Regions from separate parts of the Homo sapiens genome. Here region 1 is linked to region 2. Evidence: chromatin contacts called from ENCODE Hi-C or POLR2A ChIA-PET data. All regions are on one chromosome and are shown on one strand. Each heading gives the region's core, a stretch centred on a gene start or an enhancer-like site at or near the end of the contact. The rest is flanking DNA. Distances are from core to core; before and after follow the strand shown. Region 1 overlaps PTPN13 (protein tyrosine phosphatase non-receptor type 13). Region 2 has its middle 45 kb from the start of MIR4452.

Evidence for each region. A loop is a pair of places that touch in the nucleus more often than their neighbours do. ChIA-PET counts read pairs that join two places held with the same protein, here RNA polymerase II (POLR2A). Pooled maps may share reads with other maps.
Region 1: a loop to region 2 is called in a map of K562, with 3 times the contacts of the local background. The contact joins two enhancer-like sites. A Hi-C loop is called at or near these places in 3 of 168 maps with a recorded cell type or tissue (GM12878, K562 and endothelial cell of umbilical vein), 2 of 37 single-sample maps with no recorded cell type and 4 of 50 pooled maps. POLR2A ChIA-PET finds 5 or more read pairs at or near these places in 1 of 52 experiments (WTC11).

The regions. Positions count from the first base shown.
Region 1 is chr4:86,814,329-86,818,139 of GRCh38, forward strand. PTPN13 (protein tyrosine phosphatase non-receptor type 13) reads left to right here. Exons shown (of 48, transcript NM_080683.3): 48 at 128-833. The coding sequence ends at 223. Among named protein-coding and RNA genes, the nearest start is that of SLC10A6, 33 kb to the right of the region's middle. Within about 2 kb of position 2,297, at least 5 of the 41 ENCODE cell types and tissues checked have a DNase peak (open chromatin) inside an H3K27ac peak, as active enhancers do.
Region 2 is chr4:86,495,334-86,499,131 of GRCh38, forward strand. It overlaps a transcript of MAPK10 not described here. Among named protein-coding and RNA genes, the nearest start is that of MIR4452, 45 kb to the right of the region's middle. RefSeq lists an enhancer at 3,341-3,450. Within about 2 kb of position 1,563, at least 4 of the 41 ENCODE cell types and tissues checked have a DNase peak (open chromatin) inside an H3K27ac peak, as active enhancers do.

The sequences.
Region 1 (3,811 bases), core at 1,047-3,546, 320 kb after region 2:
ATTCTAACAAAATTTTTCCATATTTTCAAAACTCATCCAACATCACTTCCAATAGTGGTATAGCTATATATATATAATATTTACATTATACATCTAAAGTATTCTATCTCACTTTTTTTGGCCATAGGATCAATATATTTTCTGCTATCAAGTCATCCTTTATGTCCTGACACGTCTTCAAGCAGAAGAAGAGCAAAAACAGCAGCCTCAGCTTCTGAAGTGACATGAAAAGAGCCTCTGGATGCATTTCCATTTCTCTCCTTAACCTCCAGCAGACTCCTGCTCTCTATCCAAAATAAAGATCACAGAGCAGCAAGTTCATACAACATGCATGTTCTCCTCTATCTTAGAGGGGTATTCTTCTTGAAAATAAAAAATATTGAAATGCTGTATTTTTACAGCTACTTTAACCTATGATAATTATTTACAAAATTTTAACACTAACCAAACAATGCAGATCTTAGGGATGATTAAAGGCAGCATTTGATGATAGCAGACATTGTTACAAGGACATGGTGAGTCTATTTTTAATGCACCAATCTTGTTTATAGCAAAAATGTTTTCCAATATTTTAATAAAGTAGTTATTTTATAGGGGATACTTGAAACCAGTATTTAAGCTTTAAATGACAGTAATATTGGCATAGAAAAAAGTAGCAAATGTTTACTGTATCAATTTCTAATGTTTACTATATAGAATTTCCTGTAATATATTTATATACTTTTTCATGAAAATGGAGTTATCAGTTATCTGTTTGTTACTGCATCATCTGTTTGTAATCATTATCTCACTTTGTAAATAAAAACACACCTTAAAACATGAACAAGCCAAAACTGTGTGCAGACAAATTAGACATTTTCAGTGTGTTATTTTTCAACAACACCTAGGCCCCTGGGAAGACAAGGACCTCTAGACACCACTTTCCATCTCCCTAGTTGGCCTCAGTCATGACAGCCATGGAGAGTAGAGGTGTTGTCAGAGATCCTGATAGATCTTCACTAAATACTGATGTGGGGGTCATGTACTGGCTTAACAGTAGCTCAGAAATTCAGTCTTTCTTCCTTCTACCTCTTTGTGAATGTTGCCCACTTATTGAGCCCAATTTATATATAAATCAGAATATTTTCAAGTCCTAGCCACAGTACTCAACTGACCAAGGGCTAATCAAAGAAAACATATCAAACTACCTGGGGGGCGGGGGTATATTTGGTTCTGCAAACAGGAAGGAAAAGAGATTGACTTCAAAGCTGCTTTAGCTTAATGGTTCTCTGTTCTCAGTACTAAATTCATTTCACTAAATTCTAATTCTAACAGTATTTCTCCATTCAGCCACGACACTGTAACTGGATGGATGTTCTTGACCATGAGTTGTCCAGGTTCTTGGCATGTTGAACAAAGAATTGAACAAAATGCTCAGACAAAGCAGTGGAAGATTAAAGCATAGATGTTTTGAAGTGAAAGTACACTCCACAGAGTGGAAGTGGGCTTGAGCACATGGCTCAAGAGCCCTGATTATAATGTTCCTGGGCTTTTATTGAATTACAAGAGCATGGTAACACCCCTAAGTACCCTTTAGAGGCCTCTGATAGGTTACACCCTACACAAATGAAGAATTCAGCCCAGGACCAATCAGAGGCAGGATTCTGCCCAGAACCAATCAGAGGCATCCTGCCTGTGATGTATAAGCAAATGAAAGTTTCAGAATGGACCAATTACAGACATACCCATTTGTGACATAGGGGAGGGGAGGTTCAGAGAGGCATGGGCATTTGGCCCCTCATTACTTGGTCCTGGAAAGGTGGGGTTTTCCTCTTAGTCCAATTACAAGAAGGCCTTGGGCTTCCTGTCTCTAGACTCTTTTCTGCCTCAACACCATTCTAAGACCCAGGAAATTGCTTGGCTCATCCTCATAAGACTGCACCAGTTCTGAGCTAGTTGACTTGAATTTCCAAACTTAAGTGCAGCAATTTGCTGGGACCTATTCCCGAGAATCTGGGGCTATTTGAAGGCAGAAGACAGTATCAATAAACATAAAGCCCCACAGTAACTAGCTAAAGCCCCAGCAGATAAGAGGCTTGGGTCCTACCTCAGAATTGGCTCTGAATATGGCAAGAGAAGCTTTACCATTCCCACTTCAATCAGAAGAGTATTATAGATTGGGTTGTAGCCGGAGATTTCATTTGAAAAAAAGGTTTCTATTGCTTTAAATGACATTTGGAAATCTCTTTTCTGAAAGAGTTGGAATCATGAGGCCTTGTTTTCCTGCACTGGCATGTGAAACTAGGCCAGCAGAGCGCTGGGGGCCAGTACAGCTGGAGGTGATTAGCTCGCATCTGAAGTCAACATAGATGGGAGAGGGTGGAGCTGGAGGTTGCTTTTTCTGGAACGAATGTCACTAGGAAATGGAATGGGGGGAAGAAAATGCAGATTTAGCTTTATGACCTATGAATGGAAACTTCATGATGGTAAATATGTTACTGCCCTCAGCTGGGATCTGGCTGCACCAGCATGGAATGGTATGAGCCACTTGCAAGGGCCAGTCTGGTTAGAAAGCAAGGTGAGGCCACGCAGCTGGGGTGGCACATGGAAACACTCATCTCAAATTAATGAATAAGTACAATTCAGCTCTTAACACAGCTTGTATTAGCTAAGTGCTAGAAAATATAAACTGAAGATATGGAATGGCTTAAACGTAATAGTTTATTTCTAGTTTATCTAACAGTTCTGGAAAAGTGAACAGCTTGGCAATCAGATCTACTTGGCTCAGTTTTTAGCCCGGGCTGATGAAAGTACTGTAATCAACACATAGCTTCCAAGGTTGAGAATCGCCTCCATTCCCCACGAAGGATTGCCTATGGAGAGGTTTTACGAGCCAGGCTTACATGCAAAACACATTGCTGTCACTCATTCCATCAGCAAGAACTGGCCAAATGATTGCCAGTGACAACTCTATGCTATAGAAGGGGAAGCACATATTGTAGTAGAATATATTTACAAAACTGAACTCGTTATTATTCTAAAAGATTGAGTATCTTAGTGTAGTCCTGAGCATTGCAGAATTAGAAACAATTTTATCCCAAAATCAAAACTTCAGTGCATGTCATTAGTAGAGATAATTCTGAATTATTATGGCAAACAGGAAATAAACAGCTGTTGAGAAAAGATTCTTTTACATCAGTGGTCCCAGATAGCCTGCCAGATTTTTTGGTTTAAAAAGGACTAGTTATCTATATGTAATGTGATAATCCAATAAATTTAAAAAACAGCTTAATACACCTATCTTCCAGATACAGACACCTTGATAATGATAGGCTTTCCATTTTACATAATTCAGAAATATTCATAATTCAGAAACATTGTAATGGTAGAGATAAATGTAATAAATTATAGGCTGACCTGCATAATATTTTAAAGCCAATCGAAACTTTACTGTATCAATTTGGGATTATATTTGACTGCAAGTAAGCAAAAGCAACCAAACAGGCCTACAAGTTGTAAATCAATAAGTATGTGAGACATGTCTCAATTTAGAAGTTTATTTTGCCAAGGTGAAGGACATGCCTGGAAGAAATGACATGGAATCACAGAAATAGTCTGTGGTCTGTGCCTTTCTCCAAAGATGAATTTGAGGGTTTCAATATTTAAAGGAGAAAAGTGAGCTGGAGGGGAAAGAAGAGGGGTATGGTCACATCACTGAACCCACATGTTGCAGGAGAAAAGGAGCAGATAGGGAAATAGTTATGTATTTATCTTGCACTCAGCACATAGATAAGGTGAACGTAGAGTAACTACCTGTGGAGATATTTAACCT
Region 2 (3,798 bases), core at 313-2,812:
CCAGATAACCATCCAGTACCAAGCCCATGGCCAATCTGGCCTATCCACACCTCCATCTATCCCTTCCCTTGAGACTATTTTGAAGGAAATCCTAGATATCATATAATTTCCCTTATAAATATTTCAGGATGAATCTCTAAAATGCAATAGCTTGTCTTTATAACAAAACTAACACAACTGAAATATCATTATCACATCTAAAAATAATTCCTTAATAATATCAAACATTTAGTGTCGACATTTTAATTGTCTCATAAATATTACAAATAGGGGTTTTCCATGGTGCTTATTTAATCAGCATCCAAACAAAGATGAGATATGGTAAATTATTATTGTATTTTAAATATCTTTTAATTTTCATGTTCCATTTTCCTCTCCCTTTTTCCCCCTCTTGCAATGTATTTGTTGAAAAAATGTGCTTTTATGTCCTATGAACTTTCTCAGTCTGAGTTTGACTGACTGATTACATCTCCTTGGTATTTTAACATGTTTGTCCATCCTTTGGGTTTTCTGAAAATTGCTAGCTAAATCTAGAGTCATCATCGGATCCAGGCTGAATTTTTTTGCATATATTAATTTTTACCCAAAAAAACTATAAGAATAATCTCAAGTTTTACCAAAAACTTATTAACACATTTTTTCTATAATTCATGCCAGAAGATATTACATAAACATCAAAAATTTGAAATTTAAAAGTGAACAAAGGGCTTCATTTTTGTGGAAAACAACATACACACTCCATTAACCAAAAATAAACACAAGAAAAGTTCAAAAAAGCCCAAATGCTATAGGGACAACAACTTCAAATTAACCCAAGGATCTAAATAATGCAAAACCTGATATTAGCTACATGCTTTCCAGCCATTAAAATAGAGACTTAGATGTTGAAAACTCTATTTTTGATTCAGAGACGAGCTTTGTGCCCCGGGTTTTGGTTCAGTTTGCCTCAGCTACCACTAGAGGGAGGCCAATATGCATTTGAAAAACCCAAACATAAAAAATTGGCCTGAACCTGGAAGATTTCCATTTTTAAGTTCTTTTTAAAATATCAAACATAGTTCTTATTCAATATTACATATCATTTATTTTGTGTTTTACTAGGAAGCTTCACACTAAATTAATTTTGTATTTGGAATCTGCCTATAATGCAAAGGAAAAATACAGCCCTTTTGTGGCCTATACAAAGTACATGATACAACAGGTACCCCTGAAGTCCTCCTTCACCCCAGATCTTTTCAAGGCATTGAAAGGTACAAGAATACAAGGGGACTATGTCATGGTGACTAGGTTAAGTTTTTTTAGAGATTCTAAGTGCTTTTTAAGAATGCAGTACCCCAACTCCCTTACAAATTACAATTTTAAAGCAATAAACTATAAAACAAGCATAAAGAAATCCAACAAATTTCTATTTTCCGATGACAATTAATTTTTTCTGGTGAGTTAGAGGAGAAATATTTAATTCCCCCCCCACCCAACAAAAAACATTACTCAATACTCCTTTGCTGGAGGGCTAAGCACACGCTTAGTCAGCTTTATAGATAATCCAGATAATCCAGTTCTGCCTCCCATCCTGCAAATAATTAGCTAAAATGTCGGCACTAACTAATCTCTCTTTTGCCACAAAATATGCACATTCCTTATAATGCTTATGCTTTACATTAACCTAGCTCTTTAAGATTTATAACTCATTTTCACATGCTATTTCATTCTATCCTCAAAACTTTATTTTTATGGGAGAGTATTTTTCCTGCTTTATAAGAAACCAACACTCCAAACAATAAAAATTTGTTTACAAAGTTTAGTTATATTTCACATAAACAGGACTCAAATTCAGTGCTTCTAACTTCTAAAACTCAGGTACTTTATGGTTCTACTGATGAGGCTATTGTCAGGAATTTCACTTCCCCTATGAACAATCCTGTTTCTCATTGTCAATGCCTGGAAGATTCTAAAAGCATCAAAGTCACACTTATGCTTTCCATTTCCGTAGACTTGGCAAGGAACTATGCGGGCATGCACTGAATGGCCAGTCTCAGTGCCAAATGGAAAACCTATCCTCAGGCTCCTTGGCTCTGCCAGGTCAGAAGACTCAGAGCACACACTACACTGCAGCTGTTGAGGCCATGGGAAGTAGGACCAATGGAGTGCAGCCCTATGAGGCATATAGAAGGTGCTGAGGTTGGAGTTTTTCATGGCAATAACAAATGTACCTATGATCACTGATCACAGACATCTTTCCCAGCTGGTGGGGGCAGTGGCAAGTCTAAGCCATAAAACCCAGCAGAAATAAAATCTGTCCAGGGCTAAGTGGTGTGCTGATGATTTTTTAACAACCAGCTCTTCTGGAAAGGAGGAAAGAAAGCCCTGGTTTGTAGTTTGCCAAAACTCCCACCATGGCCAATTTCGAGTGTACCAAGCAAGCATCATATCATTAAATATGAAGTTGAGAAGATACGCTAACAATCAGCACTTGCACTCCACTCCTCAGTCCCTATGCCTAGAGCACCCCACTCTGGCTGTGCAAATATTAGGAGCAGGGTTGATTAGAAAACCCTCCATTCCATACCACTATGGAATCTATGGATGGATTTTCCATGAGCACAACTGGCTTCTTGGACCATCCCTTACTTCTCTTCAAGGGTAAAGAATTTATTTATCTAATTGGTGTGTTAGGGAGAAGCAACTGAGCATGCTGAGCTAAGCTCCTTTCTGCCCTTTCTCTCAGGGATCTGTCTGCCTGAAGACAATGTGCTTTCTGTTTTGGCTGCTGTCATGAGATAAAAGTCAGTGGCCTTATGCCACAGTTTTCAGGACAGTCCTGGCATTTCATCCCTTCGACTCTCAAAAGTGTCTTGGTTTGCACAACAAATTATGTGTCACTTTATGTAAAAGGGACTAACCCTGCAGAGCAAGGCCTGGCAGGCAACCAGAAAAATGGCTATTTCTGGTGCAGTCCTAGGAAACCTACTGTTACCACACAACTGAGCCACATTCTTCAATATCACTTTTATTGATAATAAACCTGACATTTTGATCTTCATCGGTTTGATTATTTTATCTAACTCTAGTTATATGCCAAACACAAGGAGTAACAACAGAGCCATCATTTTGGAGACTCTTAAAACTTCATCAAACTGAGTGCCCTGAAAAGTGACTGGTTGTGGCTTTTAGATAAGAAGAAAGTGGAAGTCCACACACACAGAAACAAAGGAGACTAGGATCATTAAGACAATTATCCACAAGCTCCCAAATCTACATTAAGAAAACAAAATACTAAAAATTTTTAGTGAGAGTTGACTCATAACAGCACTGCTATAATAAGAATTTAGAATTAAATTGAGGTGGCTTTATAAACCGTGGGTCACCACCACAAATATGTAGGGTACACCACTCTGTTGCTGCCTAAGCGTATTTAAGCTAGCTACCACTAGAGGGACCCTAATCGCCAAACATCATTTATAGCTAACCTTAACAGCCCTTTTCCTTTCCTTCAGACCCTTGTTTATCTGTATAGATGTAGTTGTGGAACACCAAAGTGGCACTCAAAGAAAGTAAAATAACAAAGTTCTTAATATTTGTGAAGTACTGAAACATGCACTGTTTCAGACTGTGTCTCCAAATTAACCTCTCTTCTTAAAGCTCACCTGACCATAGGTTTAGTTCAAATGTGGAATGGATCATTTGCTTTTTAAAAGCCACATCCAATTATAGAGAATCATAAGTTAATATTCACATCCTTTTGCGATTACAATTGTGTTAAATGAAATACTTCTTTCAAGCAAGTAAGCCATTACTATG